Linked DNA regions of Homo sapiens: region 2 is linked to region 1. A link is a loop called in an ENCODE intact Hi-C map of the cell type or tissue named here. Cell type or tissue: PC-9. All regions are shown on one strand. Links, peaks and the distances in the headings refer to the core of each region. The heading gives the core; the rest is flanking DNA.

Region 1 (7,030 bases), core at 2,833-5,332:
AGCAAATTACCTGGGCTGTACTGCCACAGGGCTTCACAGACAGCCCCCATTACTTCAGTCAAGTCCAAATTTCATCCTCATCTGTTACCTATCTCGGCATAATTCTCATAAAAACACACATGCTCTCCCTGCTGATCATGTCTGACTAATCTCCCAAACCTCAATCCCTTACAAAACAACAACTCCTTTCCTTCCTAGGCATGGTTAGTGAGGTCAGAATTCTTACACAAGAGCCAGGACCGCACCCTGTAGCCTTTCTGTCCAAACAACTTGACCTTACTGTTTTAGCCTAGCCCTCATGTCTGCGTGCAGCGGCTGCCGCTGCTTTAATACTTTTAGAGGCCCTCAAAATCACAAACTATGCTCAACTCACTCTCTACAGTTCTCATAACTTCCAAAATCTATTTTCTTCCTCACACCTGAGGCATATACTTTCTGCTCCCTGGCTCCTTCAGCTGTGCTCACTCTTTGTTGAGTGTCCCACAATTACCACTGTTCCTGGCATGGACTTCAATCCAGCCTCCCACATTATTCTGGATACCACACCTGACCCTCATGACTGTATCTCTCTGATCCACCTAACATTCACCCCATTTCCCCATATTTCCTTCTTTCCTGTTCCTCACCCTGATCACATTTGGTTTATTGATGGCAGTTCCACCAGGCCTAATCGCCACTCACCAGCAAAGGCAGGCTATGCTATAGTAGCTTCCACATCTATCATCAAGGCTACCACTCTGCCCACCCCCCCCCACTACCTCTCAGAAAGCCGAACTAGTTGCCTTAACTCAAGCCCTCACTCTTGCAAAAGGACGACACGTCAATATTTATACTGACTCTAAATATGCCTTCCATATCATACACCACCATGTGGTCACATGGGCTGAAAGAGGTTTCCTCACTACGCAAGGGTCCTCCATCATTAATGCCTCTAATAAAAACTCTGCTCAAGGCGGCTTTACTTCCAAAGGAAGCTGGAGTCATTCACTGCAAAGGCCATCAAAAGGCGTCAGATCCCATTGCTCTAGGCAACGCTTATGCTGATAAGGTGGCTAGACAAGCAGCTAGCTCTCCAACTTCTGTCCCTCACGGCCAGTTTTTCTCCTTCACATCAGTCATTCCCACCTACTCCCCTGCTGAAACTTCCACCTATCAGTCTCTTCCCACACAAGGCAAATGGTTCTTAGACCAAGGAAAATATCTCCTTGCAGCCTCACAGTCCCATTCTATTCTGTTGTCATTTCATAACCTCTTCCACATAGGTTACAAGCTGCTACCCTGTCTCTTAGAATCTCTCATTTCCTTTCCATCCTGGAAATCTATCCTCCAGGAAATCACTTCTCAGTGTTCCATCTGCTATTCTACTACCCCTTGGGGATTGTTCAGGCCTCCTCCCTTCCCTACACATCAAGCCCGGGGATTTGCCCCTGCCCAGGACTGGCAAATTGACTTTACTCACATGCCCCAAGTCAGAAAATTAAAATACCTCTTAGCCTGGGTAGCCATTTCACTGGATGGGTAGAGGCCTTTCCTACAGGGTCCGAGAAGGCCACTGCAGTCATTTCTTCCCTTCTGTCAGACATAATTCCTCAGTTTAGCCTTCCCACCTCAATACAGTCTGATAACAGACGAGCCTTTATTAGTCAAATCAGCCAAGCAGTTTTTCAGGCTCTTAGTATTCAGTGAAACCTTTATATCCCTTACGGTCCTCCGTCTTCAGGAAAGGTAGAACAGACTAATGGTCTTTTAAAAACACACCTCACCAAGCTCAGCCACCAACTTAAAAAGGACTGGACAATACTTTTACCACTTTCCCTTCTCAGAATTCAGGCCTGTCCTCGGAATGCTACAGGGTACAGCCCATTTGAGCTCCTGTATGGACGCTCCTTTTTATTAGGCCCCAGTCTCATTCCAGACACCAGACCAACTTGGACTGTGCCCCAAAAAACTTGTCATCCCTACTATCTTCTGTCTAGTTATACTCCTATTCACCATTCTCAACTACTCATACATGCCCTGCTCTTGTTTACGCTGCCGGTTTACACTGTTTTTCCAAGCCATCACAGCTGATATCTCCTGGTGCTATCCCCAAACTGCCGCTCTTAACTTTTGAAGTAAATAAATAATCTTTGCTGGCAGGACTATGCTGAATCTCCTTAGGCACTCTCTAATTAGATGTCCTAGGTCCTCCCAATTCTTAGACCTTTAATACCTGTTTTTCTCCTTCTCTTATTCCATTTAGTTTTTCAATTCATACAAAACCATATCCAGGCCATCACCAATAATTCTAAATGACAAATGTTTCTTCTAACAACCGCACAATATCACCCTTTACCACAAAATCTTCCTTCAGCTTAATATCTCCCACTCTAGGTTCCCATGCCGCCCTAATCCCGCTCGAAGCAGCCCTGAGAAACATCGCCCATTATCTCTCCATACCACCTCCAAAACTTTTCACCATCCCAACACTTTACCACCATTTCATTTTATTTTTCTTATTAATATAAGAAGACAGGAATGTCAGGCCTCTGAGCCCAAGCTAAACTATCATATCCCCTGTGACCTGCACGTACACATCCAGATGGCCAGTTCCTGCCTTAACTGATGACATTCCACCACAAAAGAAGTGAAAATGGCCTGTTCCTGCCTTAACAGATGACATTATCTGGTGAAATTCCTTCTCCTGGCTCATCCTGGCTCAAAAGCTCCCCCACTGAGCACCTTGTGACCCCCCCACTCCTGCCCGCCAGAGAACAACCCCCCTTTGACTGTAATTTTCCTTTACCTACCCAAATCTTATAAAACAGCCCCACCCCTATCTCCCTTCGCTGACTCTCTTTTCAGACTCAGCCTGCCTGCACCCAGGTGAAATAAACAGCCTCGTTGCTCACACAAAGCCTGTTTGGTGTCTCTTCACACGGACGTGAGTGAAACACACAATGAAAAAAAGTAGGCCGGGCATGGTGGCTCACTCTGTAATCCCAACACTTTTGGAAGCCACGGCAGGTGGATCACTTGAGCCCAGGAGTTCGAGACCACTCTAGGCAACATGGCATAATCCCGTCTCTACCAAGCCAGGCCATGGTGGCACATGCCTGTACTTCCAGCTACTCGGAAGACTGAGATGGGAGGATTGCTTGAGCCCAGGAGGTGGAGGTTGCAGTGAGCCGAGATAATGCCACTGCACTCCAGCCTAGGTGACAGAGTGAGACCCTGTCTCAAAAAAAACTTATAAAGGCACAAAAAAACAAGTTGAATGTATTAGTCAAAGATATGCAAAAACAAGGCATGAATTAAATACCACTCTGTTATTATACTAATAATCTTTTAAAAAATAATGCTTATTATTAGAAAGGATGGATTGGTAGTATCAATTAAATTGCTATAACCTGCAAATCAATCTGCAGTATGTATGAAGCCATAAAAATGACTGCATTCTTTGGGTCATTAATCCCAATCTTGGCACTTTATCTTCAGAAAAAATTCATGAAATAATCATTAAACACCTCAGAATAAGGAGGTAGTTAAGTAAGTCACAGTATATTGATCCTTGGACTGTTATGTACATAAAAAATAATAAATTGGAATATTATAATGCAACCAGGGACACAGAAGTGTATAATGAAGAGTATGGCTCTGAAGTGAGACAGATGAGTCTCATTCCAGTTCTTTACTTCCCATATACAGAAACTTGAGCCACTCTGTTAATTCACTGAGCCTCAGTTTCACACATTGGTAGATTGGGAATGATAAATTTGTCTCAAACTACAGTTACGAGGATTAACTGGTGCCATGCTCTCACTATTGTCCTATAAGGTTAAGGACAGACAGAGGATGTAAAATTGCATCCTCTTTCTCAGTACAAGTGTGTAAAAAGCTTTCCTGTACTGCAAGCACAGAAGATAATGCAAAAAAATGCAACCAGGGGCTCTGTTATAGAAGTTGCATGATAAACATTTTTCATTCATTTCAAAAATTTTATTTTATGCTAAAGGTATTTTTTGAAATAAATTAAAATTTTATCCTAGAGTAACTCCAGACATTTCATCAGCTTTGACTTCAGAGAATTTCTCTATAATCTTTAGGGGAGAATCACTTCACTTCCAAAGGCTGACAGATTTGCAGGATTCCAGACCACGGGGGAATGTCCGTGTTTGGTGACCTTCTCAGGGCAGACATGAAGTTGGCATCCAGCCACTACTGTTACTCAGTCTCTGAAAACAGTGGAGTTGGGTGAAGGGTATACAAACACTTGCCAAATTCCAATGTATATGTCTCACCCAACAAGATTGGTACATACGAAGCAAAGTAGAATGCTGGATCCAATTCAGAGTTAAAAAGAAGCCCAAGATTTCAGTCACCCTGTCCAAACCAGACAGACCATGCAATCGTAATATAATTGTATTTGGTTCTTTCTTGGGGAAGGAAAATATCAGATTTGGGGAGACTGGAAATGTAAAGCAGTCATAGTAAACATAGGAAAAGAGAGATATTCATAATGGGTTAATACACCAAAAATTAAACATCATTTTGGCAAATAAAATTTGGTTATAATTAAACCAAAAAGCAAAGTGTGTCATCAGTTGTTAATGAGTTATTAAGACTCCAGAAAGCATAATGTCAAAAGAAAAATAAAACGACATTCTATGACTATGCAGGCTTGTGGAATATGAGCATACCTGCCTCATAAATTTTTGATGATGCCAAGTCAGTAAATCCTTAAGCAATTCTTGATGGTTTCTGTACCGGCCATAAATATTAAATTGCAGTGCATTCACTCAGGGTTGTCCACCCCTACAGTGATCCAGCCCTCCCCAGTTACAGAAAAGCCTCAATGGAAAGTGGATTAGACACAGTGGCCATCCCCAAGTCCAAAACATAACAGGACTAAGGGCCCAGGGCAGCAAACACTAGCTCCTCAAAGCAGTCAGGGCAGGAAAACATTCATCAGCATGCTCTCTCTCTTTTATAAGAGCTCAGAGAATCTGAAAAATCAAATTAGCAACAAGTGATGATCTCTCCAGTAAATACCATCTCTCTTGGGTTGTTAACATATGGCAGCTTCAAAGAAAAAGTACACAGCTAAAATGGCAGGAATGTGTACAGGAAGCCATAACTCATGATAATGCCAAGAAGGAAAACAAAATATTTCTTACCAAATTAATCACTGAAAAAACTGTGACCATATAATGAGTCATATTTAGCCAAGTAAAATTAAATTCTGCAAAACCTCACAAAATCAAATTTGGTTTATAAAGAATCAACCTTCATTCCTGAAAATCCTAAATTATATAATAGTTTAAATTTTTTTTATTTATGCTGGGCGCAGTGGCTCATGCCTGTAATCCCAGCCCTTTAGGGGGCCGAGGCAGGTGGATCATGAGGTCAGGAGTTCAAGACCAGCCTGGCCAGGATGGTGAAACCCCGTCTCTACTAAAAATACAAAAATTAGCCAGGCATGGTGGCGGGCGCCTGTAATCCCAGCTATTCGGGAGGCTGAGGCAAAGAATTGCCTGAACCCGGGAGGTGGAGGTTGCAGTGAGCCAAGATCGTGCCACTGCACTCCAGCCTTGGCAATAGACTGAGACTCTGTCTCAAAAAAAAAAAGTTGTTTTATTTAACTAAAGTTCAAAACTCACTCAAAAGAAGCCTAGAAAGATTGACATCACATGTTGCAAATTGAATTCCTTGTAATCAAAAGGATGACAAATTAGTAAATTCTTAAAAGCAAACAGGGCTTCTAACTACTTCTTTACCAGGAACTGAGTAATGTATCAATCTAATAACCAATGCATTTACTTATAGGAATACAAAGGAAAAGATTGCCATTTCAGCATTTTAGAACAGGAAGCAGAACTAGCAACAGTTATTTGAAAATATACAAAAAACTGGTTTGAAGTCAATGAATATGTATCCAATTAAATTGCTATAGTTCAACTTCTCTCTGATTTATGGTAGTATGCCAAGTTTCTCCTAGTCACCCTTCGAAAATAAAGAATTGAGGTTTTAATACAAAAGATATGAGTTTCATAGGGTGATAACCTATAGAACCTCCTACTACTGAGTTAAATTATCCATCTGCTATAGCAACATGGCAGATAGTGGATCATCATCTCAGGCACAAAATATAGGGAGGGTGCTTGAAAACTTCAAAAATGAAAAAAAAATACCCGTCTTTTCAGGATGTTCAACATCATCAATAGATGACTTTTTGTAGACTTTTGTTTTGTAATTATGAATCTATGAGTGTGGTATTTAGGTAGGGTGATGAGGTTGCGGGATGGATAGAGAGACTGACGTTAGGAATCAAATTCATAAAGAACATAAAGCAACGTCAAAGGTAAAATGGCAGGTAAGAGGGATTCAGATGGTGGCCTTGCCCCCTGAAGGCTCTGTGACAGGATCCTTCCTAAACCTCAGCTTCTTCATCGGTAAAACAGAGATTCCAGTGGAGCCAGTACCACAGTGGTCCAGAGGATGAGATGACTAAAGTATGTCAAGTCTTAGCACAGTGCTTAGTTCTCAAGTGCTTGAGAAACAAAAAGAAAGAGATAAGTCTTTGTTACTAAAAAGAGGGTGACTTCGTACAAGGGATCATTCCTTTTCTTCAAAGAAAACATTAAATCCACAATAGCTGTAGCTCATCTGTGCATACAGAAATCTGTGCCCAAGAAATACATACTGAATATACACAGTAAAGAGCAATGGAGGAAGAAATCTGCAAAGAACTTATATTTAAACCTCTAAGGATCTATATGAAAGATAATGTGAATAATAGAATTTGGTTTTATTAATTCCAGGCAAGTTCTAATGATCATGACAACATATTTTCAAATCATAGGAATGATACTAAAACATAAAGCATTAGGCTGAAGTTATGCAGTTAACTGAGGGTGGTACCACTCCTACCTGGGGGCATTGAAAAATGGGGGTGGGAAGAAGAGTTGGATGCAGGCAATGACCAGGGATGTGAAATGTTCTGCAATACATGATAGGGTCCCCATGCAAAAAATAATCCCCTCACCCAAAA
Region 2 (7,030 bases), core at 2,162-4,661, 50 kb after region 1:
CTGCAATATTAGAACTAGCTATGATCATTCTAAAATGACTATCTCTCATCTTTGATAATCCATGGGGCTCCAGTTGAAAATAATTAATCTAATGCCTAAATTATATAAAAGAGAAATGGATGAGTCTACAAATCACAAGCCTCCAAAGAGCTACCTAAACAATAATAATACTAAGAATAATAGACTCATGTTGTAAGCTTCTTAAAGAAAACAAGCCCAGAGAATTTGTAAAATATTAAAATACATTATAAAATACATATCCATTTTTTCACCCTCCTTTGTTCTGTTATTCAAAAATCATCGTAAATGTTACTGTAGCACAAAATAAAGTCTTTTTTTTTTTTCCTGAGGCTGCATTTCTTTTTTTTTTTTTTTTAATTATACTTTAAGTTTTAGGGTACATGTGCACATTGTGCAGGTTAGTTACATATATATACATGTGCCATGCTGGTGCGCTGAACCCACTAACCGTCATCTAGCATTAGGTATATCTCCAGATGCTATCCCTCCCCCCTCCCCCCACCCCACAACAGTCCCCAGAGTGTGATATTCCCCTTCCTGTGTCCATGTGATCTCATTGTTCAATTCCCACCTATGAGTGAGAATATGCGGTGTTTGGTTTTTTGTTCTTGTGATAGTTTACTGAGAATGATGATTTCCAATTTCATCCATGTCCCTACAAAGGACATGAACTCATCATTTTTTATGGCTGCATAGTATTCCATGGTGTATATGTGCCACATTTTCTTAATCCAGTCTATCATTGATGGACATCTGGGTTGGTTCCAAGTCTTTGCTATTGTGAATAATGCCGCAATAAACATACGTGTGCATGTGTCTTTATAGCAGCATGATTTATAGTCCTTTGGGTATATACCCAGTAATGGGATGGCTGGGTCAAATGGTATTTCCAGTTCTAGATCCCTGAGGAATCGCCACACTGACTTCCACAATGGTTGAACTAGTTTACAGTCCCACCAACAGTGTAAAAGTGTTCCTATTTCTCCACATCCTCTCCAGCACCTGTTGTTTCCTGACTTTTTAATGATTGCCATTCTAACTGGTGTGAGATGGTATCTCATTGTGGTTTTGATTTGCATTTCTCTGATGGCCAGTGATGGTGAGCATTTTTTCATGTGTTAATAAAGTCTTTTTTTACATCTGCAAGTAAAACAGAATTCCTCCCTTGAGTTTCTCAAATATAGCCTGTTAACTTAAAAATCACACAATTTATCAATTTAGAAAGGAGAGCTTTATTTCTTTTTTTTTTCATTCTTTCCTTTTCTTTTTTTTTTTTTTATTATACTTTAAGTTTTAGGGTACATGTGCACATTGTGCAGGTTAGTTACATATTTATACATGTGCCATGCTGGTGCACTGCACCCACTAACTCGTCATCTAGCATTAGGTATATCTCCCAATGCTATCCCTCGCCCCTCCCCCCAGCCCACAACAGTCCCCAGAGTGTGATATTCCCCTTCCTGTGTCCATGTGACCTCATTGTTCACTTCCCACCTATGAGTGAGAATATGGAGAGCTTTATTTCTTAAAAGGGGGTTACAGCCTGCAAGGTTGCCATTCTAACAGGCTGGGAAGCATAGCCTCCGGCAGAAGCCATTAGCAGGCACTTTAAGGGAGGGACAGGTAAGACAGGAATTTACACAGAATAGGTTGACCAAGGCCGGCAGGGTGGCTCACGCTTGTAATCCCAGCACTTTGGGAGACCGAGGCAGGTGGATCACGAGGTCAGGAGATTGAGACCATCCTGGCTAACACGGTGAAACCCCATCTCTACTAAAAATACAAAAAATTAGCCGGGCGTGGTGGCCGGTGCCTGTAGTCCCAGCTACTCCGGCGGCTGAGGCAGGAGAATGGCGTGAACCCGGGAAGTGGAGCTTGCAGTGAGCTGAGATGCACCACCGCACTGCAGCCTGGGCGACAGAGCGAGACTCCATCTTAAAAAAAAAAAAAAAAAAAAAAAAAAAAACAAGAATAGGTTGACCAAGTATACATATTCCACAGGTTATAGCAGGAGCTATGAATATTCATGAAGGTGGTCCTAATGCATGCATACTGAATAAGCATACATGTTATATACAACTTATGTTCACCTTAGGGTGGAGACTTAACATTTACATGTATTACAATTAGGCCCTCTATGTAAAAGGTCTTTTCAGAACACAAAGGCACTCAAGTGTCTCTAAATAGGCCAGAAGCAGTCCACAGTTGGTCTTTGTATCAGAAGAAAGTTACTGAAATCAGTCTCTTTTCTAATGAAAGCTGCAGTTACAGCTGGTGGAACAGAGAGTCAGTCAGTCAGCATCTGGCGGTGCAAGGACTGCCATGGTTTTAAGATAGCTCATCTCTAGGACAGTGCTCGTTTAGCCGCTAGAGAAAAAGAAAACCCAGGTGGCAGTCAGAAGGTAGTTTACTCTTTAGGTGCAGGGGTGTGAGACTTATCCCTGCCTGGCATGGCCTTAGGTCTTGTTTATAATTTGGTATCTTATTGCCACCGAGAGTCTGTTCCATCAGTTCTTATGATCTCGTTTTAGCATTGATGCTGCTCTGTTGTTATGTCTAAGCTACAAAAGGGAGGGATTATAACAAGGCAAATCCGACCTCCCGGCCCACTGGGGCTGGGAACTCAGTTTGTATGGAGTCTCTGGGGTCTCCTTGGCCAAGAGGGAATCCGTTCAGTGGTTGGGGGCTTAAGATTTTATTTTTAATTTACAACGCAATGAAAACTGGAAATGGGGGTCCTGTTTTATTGGGAACCTACATTTCCTGGTGAGCAGCATCTGTACCCAGCCAGATAAGGGGGATTTTCAAATCTCTTCCTTCTTTTCCAATCCTCTTCCTCCTTTACCAGATTATAGTCTGGTAAACTTTTCCACGTTGCCTGTAATGACGACTTTCCAGAAGAAAACGGGAGGATATACAATGGTGAGGCGAGGTCTAAGCTCTGAGCTGCAGCAGCAGTGCTTGGAAAGCAGGCTTTGCTCAGGTCCATGCTCTAGGGACCAGCCCTAAGGAAAGTGCCAGCTGGAGCACCGTGGCCTGTGGATGGTCACAGCCTGCCCAGGGAACTTTAAGGAGGAACTTAACATAGAGCTCCTAGGAATAGAATTATGAGGGGTTTTTAGGCAGCTTATTTTAACTTATTTCATAAAATACTAAAGTGCAAAGTATTGTAGAACCAGAAAAGACCTTCCACGCCACCCAGTTCAAACCCTCTTTTCACAGACAAGTAATACCAGTTCCTCTAGCCCTGGGGCGGGGCCTTGCTTTCCAGTTTCTCTTCCTCTCACATTTCTTTCTTTGGAACGTCTGACAGACCTCTCTGACTTGAGACAGTTGCCTGTTTGGTCTTCCCAGGCTGTCTATTTTTAGATACACCTTGGCTCCAATCCAATCAGGCAACACTAGGCACACAGAGACAACCATCCCTGGCCTGGAGGGACATCCATTCTCTTTTCCTTGGGCCCACAGACCCACGGCTCTGCTGGGCTGGACTTCTTTCCATTGCTGGACTAAGCACTCTGTCCAAGGCCTGGTCTCTCCCAGGCCATCAGTGTGAACCATCTCTGGATTCCCTCTGCATTAAAAATTCGCCAAAGACGTGAGGGCACTGCTTTTACGGCTGTGTGAACTTGGACCCTCAGCAGCCTCATCTGCAAAATGGGCATAAAAACAATATATTGCCCAACAAACCTTATAGGGTTATTGTAAGCAAGTATGACAGTTTGTAAATAACAGAGATATTAAAATTAGTGTATGAGTATCAACACCAGTCTAACTAAGAAGGACAGACAGGATAAATTTGAGTGGAGAGGGCACACCTGCAGGGAGGTCCTGAATGCTGCAGATGTCGCCTATGCAGGGAAGCCTCACTCCGGGCACCCATCTGGCCAGCATTGCTCACACACTTCTGTCTCACTGCATTTGCTGTCTTGGCAAATATTTTTCTGCCTCATGAATTCCTGAGAAAAGCAAGATGTCTACTTTACTTAAAAAGGGGAGTAGGGGGAAAAGAAAACCCTGTAATCCCAGTGACCCAGGAGGCTGAGGTGGAAAGATCACTTGAGGACAGGAGTTCAAGTCTAACCTGGCAACATAGCAAGACCCCCATCTCTATAAAAAATTAAAAAATTAGCCTGGCATGGTGACATGCACCTATAATCCTAGCACTTGGAAGGCTGAGGCAGGAGGATCACTTGAGCTCAGGAGTAAAATGCTGCAATGAGCCATGATCATACCACTGTACTCCAGCCTGTGGGACAGAGGGAAACCCCATCTCTAAAAAAGAGAGAAAAGTCCTTACCAAAAAAAAGAGGGGGAAAATCAGAATTTCCTAGAAAAATGCAAAGCTCTCCTCTTTCTCCAGATGATGTCTAATGCTCTCAGTCCCATAAAGCCATTGTCTTGGCAAACCAGTCAGGTAGAAGGCAAAGACAGAGGAGAGAGAAAGACAAAGCCCAGAAGTGGAGATTAAAGAACAACAATCTTCACGAATGGAAAAGCAGCTTGGAGACTGCTGATATGCTGCAGGGATATTCTCTGCAGTCTGTGCGTGACTCCAGTTTGGTGGCTGCCTCGCACTACCCCCGGGGCAAGAGCATTAATGGGACCCCTCCCACACAGCTGCTTCCACGCAACCCTCTTTGAGAATCTCTACCAGGATCCTAGATTCAGGATCAGTTTTCCAATTCAGGCCTTGCTGTTTCACTGTCTCCTCACTCTAATAAGATATGTTTCTGAGGGAAAAGAGGAACTATTGATTTTTTTTTCCCATTCAGTTGTGAGCTGGTGAATTACATTATTTCAAATCTCACTTGCAAGGAGGACTGACATCAGCAGGGACTGCATGTTGTGGACTGAGCACAGGTGTGATGAGGATGCCTGCAGCACCCTGCATAATCAGTGCCCCCCGCCAGGGAGCCCTGGGCAGTTTAGCTAGTGGCTGGGGGCATGGATACTGCAGAAGGCCTGGCTCCTCTCCACCCGCGAGCCTCCCCAGCCCAGCCCTGCCGCGAGGCTCCCAGACTCTCCAACCAAGGCCCAGCCAGCCCTCCTGTAACCAGGGGTTGAGTTTGTTTCACACTTTGTGCCAATGGTTTGCAAAAGATGTGACATGTTTCTTCCAAATGCACAACAAGCGACAATTCATCCATGAGCTGCCAGAACACATTTCACATGAAGCATGAAAAATCCGAGGAGCTGAGGAATGAAGAACTCAACCCCAGATGAATACAAGCCAGTCAAGCATTTCTAAAGAATGTTAGAAAGCATCCTAGGCAGCCCTCCACGTCATCACTGTGATTATTACTATAATTATTCCTCCCTCACTTTGCCGTTAGCCATATGCATGCTACATGAGGTCACAGGCTGCCCTCCCCTGGTTTTCCAGACACATAAAACCAACAAGAAGCCAGGGGAGGCTGAGCTAATGGTGCTAGACAGAGAGGAGCTGCAAATCACCATTCTCCTCAATTTACGCCAAATAAATAGATGGAACCTCATGCCCACATGGAGGGATGTGATCCACAGAAAATCTTGGACACTGTCACCTCCTCCCTGTGTCCCCCATCTTTTCCCTCTCCTCCCTCCCCCACCCCCACATCACAATCCCATTACAGAGAATGGGAATGCAGTCAGCAGGGGGTAGAACAAGAACCATGGGTTTCGTGTGGGAGAAGAACCAAGCTCACTGGGTAAAAGTGGTTCTTCTAAGACCCTCACATCAAAGGAAGACTTGCAGGAGAAAACAAGGCACTTGTTTTAAAGCAGGGGGGTTGAAATCCCAGGGATGAGAGAAATTCAAATGAACATATCTTTTAAGTGGTTCCTGTCCTTTCATGCACCCCTGCTCTGTCAGCTTCCATACTGTGGAGCTCCTCATTCTCCAGTGCTTAAAAAGGGTTCTCCTTTTGTTCACTGGAAGAAAACCATTTTTGTTGGCTCTACTCAAAAAGTGTCTATGATGTCTCTGGGATGGTAACACTTCATCTCCTCCTGCTAAGTTATTTGATCCAGAACACAGACATTGGAAAATTCAAATGGCTTCTTTGATTTCTGTTATCACACCCAAACCGAAAATCACTGGGTGTCCTTGACCCCAGCACATGCCCTCTACTTCCAGCCCATCTCTGACATTGGCCAGGGGGTTCCCAACAAGCCACAGTCAGAAACGATGGCCTCCATGTAAGCACGTAAGTCTCCACCAGTGATACATCCAGAAATGTCACATGCTATTAGGAAGTTTCTTTTCAAGTTGTTGGGTCGTTGTCCACGAAACAAAGCATATTGCAATTGCATGTTAGAAAGTTGAGTAAATTACAAACAGACAGCACCCTGAGTTTGTATCTGGCCTCTATGAAAATCCTTATAGATGATGATAACAGTCGTGATGTTGAGTGATCTGTTTCTCTAGGTTTTGTAACAATACTAGTCTCTGCAACTTCTCTTTATAAGACTTCAAGGTTTTCCTGTTTCACAATTTGTCTGGCTCTCTCCATCTGGCCTAAGAAGAGCCTATTCTCATGAACAATGAAGGCAGCTATTGATGTATGTAAGATGGGTTCATTTGGCTAAATATACCTACTGGATATTATCCCTAAGTCAGCATTTTCTAAAAGACAACCAATACTTCATAGCAAAAATTAGGTTAACAGGATCATGTCCAATTAGTTAAAAATACTAGACCAAGCAATCTCTCTGACCTGTTGAGCCAGCTGGTTCTACACTGGTTTCTTTCAAATGCTTCACTTCTGCAGATCCATGCTGCAGCCCATCAGCTTGGAAAAGACATATCTTCCTTCTCAAATGGAAAGCCCAAATATTGATGACGGGTTTCTCTAGTTGATGGTTACGGCAGGGAGCAGTCTGATGCCTCACCTCCCTACGGTGGAAGAAAGGAAGCTGACCAATCAAAGTGTGCACCTACACAGCCCACACTGCCCTCCAGATGCGGCGATACCTCCCTGCACCTCAAAGTAAATTAGACTGATGCCAAGGATCACCTCTTGAGAAT

What was found. A loop is a pair of places that touch in the nucleus more often than their neighbours do. Peaks named below come from ENCODE experiments on the same cell type or tissue, not always from the same donor. Only the 100,000 strongest peaks of a DNase experiment are listed, where the experiment ranks them.
Region 2: a loop joins it to region 1, with 5 times the contacts of the local background. A loop is called at or near these places in 2 of 110 quality-filtered maps.

Annotation. Positions count from the first base shown.
Region 1 is chr1:231,825,573-231,832,602 of GRCh38, reverse strand. All of the region lies in intron 9 of DISC1 (DISC1 scaffold protein), which reads right to left. All of the region lies in intron 12 of TSNAX-DISC1 (TSNAX-DISC1 readthrough (NMD candidate)), which reads right to left. The region is part of intron 1 of LOC105373170 (a long non-coding RNA gene); the gene reads left to right. Among named protein-coding and RNA genes, the nearest start is that of DISC2, 11 kb to the right of the region's middle. RefSeq lists an enhancer at 734-1,244. In PC-9, for the core only: no CTCF peak of the experiment used is centred there; DNase peaks (open chromatin) are centred at 4,232 and 5,092; H3K4me3 peaks cover 576 bases; H3K27ac peaks cover 1,937 bases.
Region 2 is chr1:231,774,507-231,781,536 of GRCh38, reverse strand. The region is part of intron 6 of DISC1 (DISC1 scaffold protein); the gene reads right to left. The region is part of intron 10 of TSNAX-DISC1 (TSNAX-DISC1 readthrough (NMD candidate)); the gene reads right to left. Among named protein-coding and RNA genes, the nearest start is that of DISC2, 40 kb to the left of the region's middle. In PC-9, for the core only: no CTCF peak of the experiment used is centred there; a DNase peak (open chromatin) is centred at 3,316; H3K27ac peaks cover 1,998 bases.